Regions from separate parts of the Homo sapiens genome. Here region 2 is linked to region 1. A link is an interaction called in ENCODE POLR2A ChIA-PET data of the cell type or tissue named here. Cell type or tissue: PC-3. All regions are shown on one strand. Links, peaks and the distances in the headings refer to the core of each region. The heading gives the core; the rest is flanking DNA.

The links. Peaks named below come from ENCODE experiments on the same cell type or tissue, not always from the same donor. Only the 100,000 strongest peaks of a DNase experiment are listed, where the experiment ranks them.
Region 2: POLR2A ChIA-PET joins it to region 1 with 10 read pairs; 2 of 35 experiments call an interaction of 5 or more read pairs at or near these places.

Annotation. Positions count from the first base shown.
Region 1 is chr13:26,884,698-26,890,073 of GRCh38, forward strand. No RefSeq gene overlaps it. Among named protein-coding and RNA genes, the nearest start is that of GPR12, 130 kb to the left of the region's middle. In PC-3, for the core only: no CTCF peak of the experiment used is centred there; no DNase peak of the experiment used is centred there; H3K27me3 peaks cover 1,507 bases.
Region 2 is chr13:27,040,751-27,046,126 of GRCh38, forward strand. It overlaps LOC105370124 (a long non-coding RNA gene), which reads right to left. Exons shown (of 2, transcript XR_941767.3): 2 at 4,996-5,376. Among named protein-coding and RNA genes, the nearest start is that of USP12-AS1, 82 kb to the right of the region's middle. In PC-3, for the core only: no CTCF peak of the experiment used is centred there; a DNase peak (open chromatin) is centred at 2,481; H3K27ac peaks cover 3,068 bases.

The DNA.
Region 1 (5,376 bases), core at 309-5,308:
CAATCTCTTAATCCTAATACTATAGCACATATTAAAATATACTTTAATCAGTGGCATAGTTACCTAGCTCCTTCTTTATACTGTGAGCTCTTTTGAAGGCCAAAGTCAAGTTTTAATCACCACCTGTCCCCCCAACTAGAAAAGTGCCTGACTCTCAATAGGTATGTTTTGAATGAATGAGTGGGAAAATAATGGCACTCTTGAGTCTCAAGCTTCCAAAATGCCTCATGTTGGAAGGCCCACTTTAAAGGCTGTCTCCAAATCACAATTATTGAATAGTCACGATGGTAGGAAATAAATTTGGATAGAGTTGTTTCTCTTCAATTTGATCCCATCCCTCTTTATCCCAGTTAGCCAAATTGCTGGTACTTGGTATTTCCAAATAAATGTCTAATGAGTGCTTTTACTCTTCAAATGTGATTAAAAGGCCATTCTCCCTCTTCAGCCTCACAACCATCACCACCAAATTAAGAACATAAAATGGGTGCAATCTAATGAAAAATTCAAGAGGAAGAGCAGTAGGTGAAAAATAATATAGCTGCCCCAAACCTGTAATTACTAAGGGAAGGTAGGATAAATGTCTCAACAGTGAGGTGGGACTGGTGGAAGAAGACTTCCAGAGTTGAGCTTCATGCCCATCAGTGGGAGGAGGGATGGACACTGACCCATGGAAGCCTTGATAGAAGAGGGGAAAGTAGCAGGAGGAAGGAAAAGAGAAGTGCAGAGCAAAGCATGTCAGGACAGGGAATGCATGGGCTAGACCACAGCAAATGCGCCAGATGATGAAGGGGAAGATTGGGAGCTGTGTGGAAGACCATGAGTCCAGGCCAAAGTACTCAATACTGTTGGCAATAGTGTTGGAGCTTACATGTCCTGAGATGATGGGAGAACCTTAGATGCCCATGAGTGGGCACTGGACCCAATGCTTGGTCATATCTTTGCTCCTGGCTTTTCTCCCCACCCTCCTTAGAAAGCTTATCATGAATTTCTGCCTCTGCCATTCTGCACCAAGCCTGCCTCTGGGCTGCATGGCTAGATGCTACCCAATCTGCCCCTGATTCTTCTAGAAGCCTTTGTTGTGCTGGACAAAATTTACATGGAGCAACCCTAGATTCCTAGGTGGAGGAGTGTTGGGATATTGAATTAGTCCATTTTCACACAGCTGATAAAGACATACCCAAGACTGGGCAATTTACAAAAGAAACAGGTTTACTTGGACTTACAGTTTCACATGGCTGGGGAAGCCTCACAATCATGACAGAAGGCAAGGAGGAGCAAGTCACGTCTTACATGGATGGCAGCAGACAAAGAGAGAGATTGGATGGGGAAACTCCCCCTTACAATACCATCAGATCTCATGAGACTTATTCACTATCATGAGAACAGCATGGGAAAGAACTGCCCCCAGGATTCAATTACCTCCCTCTGGGTCCCTCCCACAACACATGGGAATTCAAGATGAGATTTGGGTGGGGACCCAGCCAAACCATATAAGATCTCAAGGGTCTATGAGAACCACTAAACCAAGAAGATGTGGAGATGAGCCTTAGCTCATGCATTGGAGAAAGGTCATGGATTAAAAACTATTTGTTTTATTCCTAGGCCTTGAATAGGATTAGGTGACATGAAAGAGATACTTCAATCAGTGGGTCATTCATGAGAGTTCATAAGATTTTGTGAGTTTTATTAGCTAAACTCACTTGATGTGCATTGCCATTGATTAATGGACCCTATTTGAATTCCACCTTTTTATAAAACCACATTCAAGAAAGGAAGAGGAAATGTGGATCCTGCATCAGAATGTGTCTTGAGTCTTCTGGAATACTGATCCACAGGCTGTGATAGACACAGGTCTGGCCTTGTTCTGAGCTCATCCCTGCTAATGAAAAGAGTATCTGATATGGCCAGGCACCGTGGCTCACACTTGTAATCCCAGCACTTTGGGAGGCTGAGGCAGGTGGATTGCTTGAGTCCAGGAGGCAGAGTTGCAGTGAGCTCTGATTGCACCACTACACTCCAGCCTGGACGACAGAGGGACACCCAGTCTCAAAGGAGAGTATGTGATATGGACTTAATAAATTTCCCCAAATTAACTAAAAGAAATCAAGACCAACCCTTGTTGTGTCTAAACCCAAGGAGGATAGTGATTCTACAGGAATCTGGACAGATATGAAACCTAGGATGTCGGACTCAGACAGGCTACGCCTCGTAGAGATTCTCCTAAGACCTCTGGGGGCGGGAATTTCAGCCTCTGTGGTCTCTGTCCACCCACCAAGGGTGCCAGGCAGGAGAAATTTTGCTTGGTGTGTAGTTCCAAGGACAGTGGCAATGTGCTCCCTAACTTTGTGAAGACAAAATGTCAACTTTCTGCAGTAGAACAAAAAAGATGTGAGAAATTAATTTTCTTGCTCAGTTTTAGTTCCTTGATGATGAATACAAAGATGATGGTGACTTTTGGAAGAATTCAGAAGGTTTCAATATTCTCTTACTGGGATATTAATTTCAATCATGAAAAACAGCTCTGGAACTAAAAACCACTATTTTAGGTGGAGTGCTTTTCTTTCTTAACTGCTGGCTTTTCAATTGCAAGCCTACAGAAAAACGGAAAGAATAGCTGGATAGACACCTGGATACCTTTCACCTCATTTTGCCAATTTTTAATATTTTGTGATGAGCTGGGTTTTAGTGTATGTGTTCTTGATAGTACTGGCAATTTTGGTGTTCATTTCTAATCCAGTTATTTTAAAAACAAGTGTTGATTGGGTACACAGAGGGGCCACACACTGATCCAAGCATGGAGATACAGTGAAGATGACACACAAAATCTCAGTCTTTGTGGAGCTCGTGTCATCTAGTGGGAAAGACAGAAAATAAATAAACAAATACGGCATAAATGCAATATTACATGAGGTAGTGCGAAGATTTACTGATTCAGTTTTAAGTGCCTGTAAGCCAATAATTTAGCCAAACTATGAAACTTGACCTCATTACTCAGGTAGTGCAAAGATTAGCTGATTCAGTTTTAAGTGCCTGTAAGTGAATATCTTAGCCAAACTATGAAACTTGACCTCATTATTCAAGGCGTCTGTAAGGCCGCCTTTGGAAACCTGTCCAATGGCCATTGGAGAGCACTAACTCCTGAGCAGCATGCCTCAGCCAGCAAATCCTGGCCTTGTGTCTATGAACACCTCATTCTAGCTTGCATAAAAAGGCAAAAGGCAAAGCAGTAGGCTGGTGGCTGGAACAGGACTTGAGGGACTCTAGATGCTCAACACTGGGTCATGCCTAAATGCAACAGGAGGGAAAGCTATGGGAGGATGAAGAGGGTAGCATTCAGTTTCACTCTAAGCTGCCTCCATACATAGCTTTAGGCCAAGCAACCTAAAGGCTTCTAGTACATGATGAACGGTAACCTCACTGGATGAGTAAACAGCCTGCATCCTACTCTTGTAACAAGTAGCCAAGTCTCAATCAATCACAGCAGATGAGCTTGGTCCAAGCACAGGTGACCAACTGTTTAAAGCTGTTCAAATAAGGCAAACACCCAGCTGTGACCAATCCAGCTGTTTCTGTACCTCAGTTCCTATTTCTATACACTCCTTTTCCTACCCATAAATGTTATCCAGCCATGTGGCTGCCCTGCAGTCTCTCTCAACCTCTTCTGGTTCTAGAGGATGCCCAATTCATGAATGGTCCTTTGTCCAATTAAACTCTGTTACATTTAATTTGTCTAAAGCTTTTCTTTTAACAGAAGCAATCAGGACTCTGGGTCCCTGGGAAAGTGAAATGATTAGGAATCAGGTAGGAAAACCAGGCTTGATGGGAGAAAATCCACATCATTTCTCCAGGAGAAAGGAGGAAAGCCTGGGGGTGTGGGGCTGGGTTATATTCCTGGATCTGGGGAGGAAAGCTTGAGTGTTCCCAGCTGTTAACTCCATGAAGCAGGAGGTGAGACCATCAGCTGAGAGTGAGAAAGGGGGAAAGGGCTGGGGAGAGGGGTGGAAAGAGACTGAACTGAGTATTCATTGTGAAGAACTGAAAGTGAGCTGGCAGGGATTGTGGCTGCTGTTTCCAGGAACGCTTTTTTGACTGAATCTGCATGTGTCATTTTGGAGACTCCAACCTGTACTTGAGTTGAAAATAGAAAAAGCCCCATCACCCCTACTCCCACCTCCTTCCAGCCTTTGTCAGAAGTTGAAGCGAAATGGTTTCCGCACCCGGGCGCAGTGGCTCACACCTGTAATCCCAGCACTTTGAGAGGCCAAGGTGGGCAGATCACTTGAGGTCAGGAGTTCGAGACCAGCCTGGCCACAAAAATTAGCCGGGCATGGTGGCACACACCTGTAGTCCACGCTACTCTGGAGGCTGAGGCAGGAGAATTCCTTGAACCTGGGAAGACAGAGGTTGCAGGGAGCTGAGATCACACCATTGCACTCTAGCCTGGGTGATAGAGTGAGACTCCATCTCAAAAAAAAAGGCCAGGTGTGGTGTGGATCACGAGGTCAGGAGTTTGAGACCAACCTGGCCAACATGGTGAAACTGTCTCCACTAAAAATACAAAAATTAGAGTGGTGTGTTGGCATGCACCTGTAATCCCAGCTACTTGGGAGACTGAGGCAGGGGAATTGCTTGAATCTGGGAGGCGGAGGTTGCAGTGAGCTGAGATTGCACCACTGCACTTCAGCCTGGGTGACATAGCAAGACTCTGTACTCTGCCCCCCAAAAAAGAAATGGGCTTCCATTCCTGTCAGAAACAAACAGAAGTGATTTTGCAGTTCTGGCCTGCCTTTCTGAGCTGTCTTTTGGGTGCAGAGGGTGCCCTGGCAGGGAGGGAACAGGGTTAGGTGGCTGAGCTTGTCAGGCTGGTCAGACTGATTCCCTGGTGTGGGACAGGGAATGAACGTAGAGTCCTGAGTGGGGCAGAGACCGGCTTCTGCTTCCGTATGGAACCATGGGGCCCCTGGAGCCTTCTGCCCTGCAGAAGAGAAAGTTGTAGCTTATTAGAAAGGGAAAGACTTGAATGAATTTTGAGTACAGCTTGTGCAAATGCTTAATTAGAGTAAGCTTTTAAAATTCATCTTGTGGCTCATTGACTCAAAGGTGTGAGAAAGGCTATATTTATCACTCCTCCAGACCCAGCTAGATCATTAAGAAGAAAATGAAAGGTTCTAAATTTTAACAACCTTTCCTTCAGCAAAGACTCTGTAGATGGAACATTGAGGGCATTTCCATTTAATTTATAGCAAAGCCTTTCTTTTGACCCTGAAGTGAGTAGTGAGGGAAGGAGCTGCTGGGCTGATGATGGCCAATGGCTTTTGTGGATGAGGAAGGGGGACAGGGAAGGAAGCTGGGCTTTTCTTAATGATCTGCAATTGA
Region 2 (5,376 bases), core at 153-5,152, 160 kb after region 1:
GAGGCGGGTCCCTCTCCCCAGTCACAACTAGGGCCTCCCTCCTCCCTGATAACATCCTCCCTGCGCCCCATTTCGTCCCTCCTGCCTTTCCATTCCAGCTACTGCAAAGGGCGAGGACTGTGGGTCTCACCTCCTTTCCTTCCCGCCTCCTCCAGCCCTGCAGCCTCCTTCTGTCTGCATGGTCCTTGGAAGCTTCTGCCTCCAGGGCACCTTTTGGGGTTGGATGCTCCCACCCACACTCCGCACCTGGACAGTCTCCCACTGTCCTTTCCAGGAAGTCCTGGACCCTACACTGGTCCTTCTCTGTTCCCTTTGTGACTTTTTGCTTCCACTCTTGCCCCGCTCCAGTCAGTTCTCCATACAGCATCCTGGGTGACCTTTGAAAATAAAACAGACCTGACCTGGCCAGTCTCCTCCGCAGAACACCCCAGGGCTCTCCATGGCTTTCAGGATGACAGCCAAAGTCCTCGCCAGGATCCCCAAGGCCTGAGCCATCTGCCCTGCAGTCTCCCTGCTCTCAACCCTGCTCTTGACCTCCCATCGGCCCCTCCAGGCAGGCTGCCCCCTGGCTCTTCCTGAAATGCATCAGCCCAGGCCCAACTCGGGGCTTCCCCTCAGAGGTCCTTCTGCCCCATATCTCGGCCTAGCTCCCCAGCCCTCACTTGATTTCCATCTCTGCTCCAATGCTTCCTCTTTAGAGAGATGCTCACCACATCAGCCTCTTCACCCATCACTGTCTCTCCACCTACCTGCACAGGGCATCCACGTGCATGATGCAATGTATCACATATGACAGAGTACATATTTGTCTGCTGCGGGCTCCTTCCCTAGAATGGAAATCCTAAGAGGGCAGGGGCCTTGTTGGTTTCATTCATTTCTGCATTCCCAGAACGTAGAATACCAACACATAGCAGACACCCAATAAAATAGGCATCGGATGAATGAATCAATGATAAAAAAATTATATAAATAGTTTAAACATTTTATTTTAACTTAAAACACACATATGGAAATTCACTTGCCAGTATTTTGAGTGGGGCCAAAGCCTTTCTTTGAGTGTGGTGCCTCCACTAGGGAGCTTGCCCCCTTTTTTGCATAAATTCCACCTAGAAAGCATTCGCCACAATTTCAAATGTTAATGTCTTTTTTTTTTTTTTTTTTTTTTTTGAGATGGAGTCTCACTCTGTCGACCAGGCTGGAGCTCAGTGGCATGATCTTGGCTCACTGCAACTTCCACCTCCTGGGTTCAAGCGATTCTCCTGCCTCAGCCTCCCGAGTAGCTGGGACTGCAGGCACGCACCACTACACCTGGCTAATTTTTGTGTTTTTAGTAGAGACGGGGTTTCACCATGTCTCGAACTCCTGACCTTAGGTGATCCACACACCTCAGTCTCCCAAAGTGCTGGGATTACAGGCATGAACCACTGCCAAATGTAAATTTCTTTTCTTTTCTTTTCTTTTCTTTTTTTTTTTTTTGAGATGGAGTCTCACTCTGTCGCCCAGGCTGGAGTGCAGTGGCACGATCTCGGCTCACTGCAACCTCCACCTCCTGGGTTCAAGTGATTCTCCTGCCTCAGCCTCCTGAGTAGCTGGTACTACAGGCACGCACCACTACACCTGGCTAATTTTTGTATTTTTGGTAAAGACGGGGTTTCACCATGTCTCAAACTCCTGACCTTAGGTGATCCGCACACCTCAGCCTGGCAAAGTGCTGGGATTACAGGCATGACGGCATGAACCACTGCCAAATGCTAATTTCTTTTTTCTTTTTCTTTTCTTTTTTTTTTTTTTTTTTTTTTTGAGATGGAGTCTCGCTCTGTTGCCCAGGCTGGAGTGCAGTGGCACAATCTCGGCCCACTACAACCTCTGCCTCCCGGGTTCAAGCGATTCTTCTGCCTCAGCCTCCCGAGTAGTTGGGATCACAGGTACGCGCCACCACACCCGGCTAATTTTTGTATTTTTAGTAGAGATGGGGTTTCACCATATTGGCCAGGCTGGTTTCGAACTCCTGATCTTGTGATCCGTCTGCCTTAGTCTCCCAAAGTGCTGGGATTACAGGCGTGAGCCACCGTGCCCAGCCCAAATGTTAATTTCTTTAAAGAAGCATCATAAGATCTTAAAGACTCATGAAAAGCAATTTCAGCACAGAGGCCTTCCTTATTTTCATTATATTCCCCTAATCTTCCGTACACTTAATTGAAAGCAAATGTTTAAGTCAATTTGCCCTTAGTGAGTCTTTCTAAATCATTCAACTTAGTTTTCAAGAAACAACTTTCTTTTTGTGCTCATTATATTGGTTTACATAATTTGCTTACATAATCTGTAATTAAATGACTGAATCACAATAACATGTATTACAGGCATAAGCTGATGTAGGGACAAACACCACTCAACTCAAAAGCGTGCAGCTGAGCAGGAAAACTGCCTGTGGTCACCGGGCCATGGGGATCTGCTGGCACATTTGCTCCATGAGTCAGCTTAGAAGAGGTTGGATGACAGAGCTGGTTCTGTAGTATGCAAATCCTGGATACAGGCACATGCTCATTCTGATGCGGACTGGCATGCCACCCACAGAAAAGAATAGGAAAAGCAAAATTAGAGCGCGAAATGCGACAAGGATCCAAACAAGAAATTTCCCTCAGCCTTTCCCAGCCAAGGAAAATTCCTGCATGAGAAGGAACTGAAGTAAATATAAGGAAGGAAGGAACTGAAGTAAATATAAGGAAGGAAGGAACTGAAGTAAATATAAGGAGGGAAGGAACTGAAGTAAATATAAGGAGGGAAGGAACTGAAGTAAATATAAGGAAGGAACTGAGTAAATATAAGGAAGGAAGGAACTGAAGTAAATATAAGGAAGGAACTGAAGTAAATATAAGGAAGGAAGGAACTGAAGTAAATATAAGAGCCACAGTGAATGTCGGGTTTCTAGACATAGAATTGGCCTGTATCATTAGTAAGCTGAACTTGGTTTTCATTTTTTTTTTTTTCTGTCCCCCAGGCTGGAGTGCAGTGGCATGATCTCGGCTCACTGCAACCTCCGCCTCCTGGGTTCAGGCAGTTTTCCTGCCTCAGCCTCCCAAGTAGCTGAGATTACAGGCATGCACCACCACACCCGGGTAATTTTTGTATTTTTAGTAGAGATGGGGTTTCGCCATGTTGCAGAGGCTGGGCTGGAACTGCTGACCTCAGGTGATCCGCCCACCTTGGCCTCCCAAAGTGCTGGGATTACAGGTGTGAGCCACCACGCCTGGCCTGGTTTTCATTCTTGAGTAAGAATGACTGTAATGTCATTCTCAATTTCTCTGTGGTCCTTTCAATCCTGCACAAATTAATACCTCCAGGTATTTTTACAAACAGGCTTCTGAACCCAGAGTGAGTCCTCACTTTTAATTCTTGTTTTCCTGACTTAGTAACTTTATCCAGCCCAGGTGTCACCATCATGGGTTCTTCTGTTCATTTGTCCATCAGACCCCCATGGAAAACATTGGCCCACCTGTGGATCTCAACAACGCTCCCTCCTGTCTCTCAAGGACACCCTCTTCTAAGGTCTTCACTGCTGGGGTCCTGACCTTCACACACACATTTGCCACAGGGCATTGTCATTGTCATCATCATCCTCCCTCCGTCCCTCCCAGATGCACGGGCTCCAGAAGCCCGGCAACTCCTCCCTGCTGCACCCTGGTCAGACAGGCAAGGGCGGGATCAGGTCGCAGGTGCTAAAGGCAAAGCCAAATGTTCATGATCCTGCAGACATTTTAGTTACAGCCTTCAAGGCCACAATGCCCCCTGGAACGAAACAGGTGACGGTCAAGGCCAAGTCCCTTCCTCTTGGGCATGCACATGAAAACTTGTGACACCTGCCTTTCATCCAAGCCCAGCTAAGGCTCACAGCACCCCGCTTTCTGGCACACTAGCAAGTTGTTTTGTAAGATGCAGATTTGGGCGGGGCCTATTGTTTGGACTCACAGTATGGGATCCATTTCTAAATGGCCTGATGATAGCAGAACCACAAAACCAAGAGTGAAGGGATCACTGGAAAGCGTCAATCACTCTAAGGGGGAAAAGGTTTTCCAGGCCTGAGAGTTGTGGCTGACTTGAATGAAGCTCCTGACATGACATAACGTGACCGTGGTGGGCAGAAAGGGGGACGGACAGGGAGACCCGGAGCACATGGAAAGGGTTGCCCTAGCAGCAAAACCCGGATCTGCCCATGTGGACTCCGTTCATGGGTGAGAAAGGACCCCCATGGGAGCAAAGGAGCACCCAGCCTGCCTGAAGGCACACCCCCTTTATGGGCCGTCAAACCAGATGCCAGATAACATGCAAACCATACAACCACTTCCTCTGCTCTGTCATTGTGATCATCTTCCTTTGGAGTCTGCTTTAAGAGAGAATATGCTGTTCAGGCCAATGCAAATACTTAGTCTGTGGGACAGCTATATTTTTCATGATAAATTACCAAGATGACACTCACTCTCAGCATGAATTACCTCGAGGGCTCTGATGAGATGCTTTCTGGACTGGGCAGTGCAAAAGCCAGACCCCAGACCTTTGTAACCCCCACCCCCAGGGTAAATACCTCTGCGAGACTTCATGAAGGCTGGCCAGCTAGTCCCAGCTGAGGATCCGCGGCAGTGCTGCTCAGCCCTGGCTGTGCACAACATCCGTGCGTAAGAGGATGTGGACACCCAGCCTCACCCCAGCCCAGTTAAAATCAGAGTCTTTAAGAAGTGAGCCGGAACAACAGCTTTTCTTAAAAGCTTCCCAGAAGATTCTAGTGAGCAGCAAAAGTCGAGAACCATGGGCTTAGTGTACCTAACTGATGGAGCCCTCAGATGCTGGAACCTATGTGAACAGTCTTCGGTTTTGTATTAGGCTAATAAGCACTTGTAACATTATTAGTTACCATATACTGAGGGCCTAATATGTGCTAAGCACTGTTATATACTTTCACATTCAGTATGTGAAGACATAAAAACAACTCTGTACAGTGGCTATTGTTACCCCATTTCAAAATGTTTTATTTTAAGAAAACAGGCTCAGAAAGATTAAGTAACTTGAAACAAAATTTGCACAGCTGATTAAGCAGAGAAACTAGTATCTAAATCCAGCCTCCGATTCCAAAAGTCTAAGCTTTTCCATTATGTGTGTTGTCTTTTAGCCTTTAATAATTGCAGAAACTATGAGTGAGATGTTGGGATCAGTACTACATCTTCCTAAACTTTCATCCGTAGGAAATCCGGATTGGGAAGCCTGCTCCTCCAGAGGCTATCAGCGTGTGGACACCTGCCTGTGCTTAAGAGGTCCAATCATTTATTATCGTAATCTAATTTTGTAGAACATCAAACTAGAGAATAATTTCGGGCTAAATTGCAT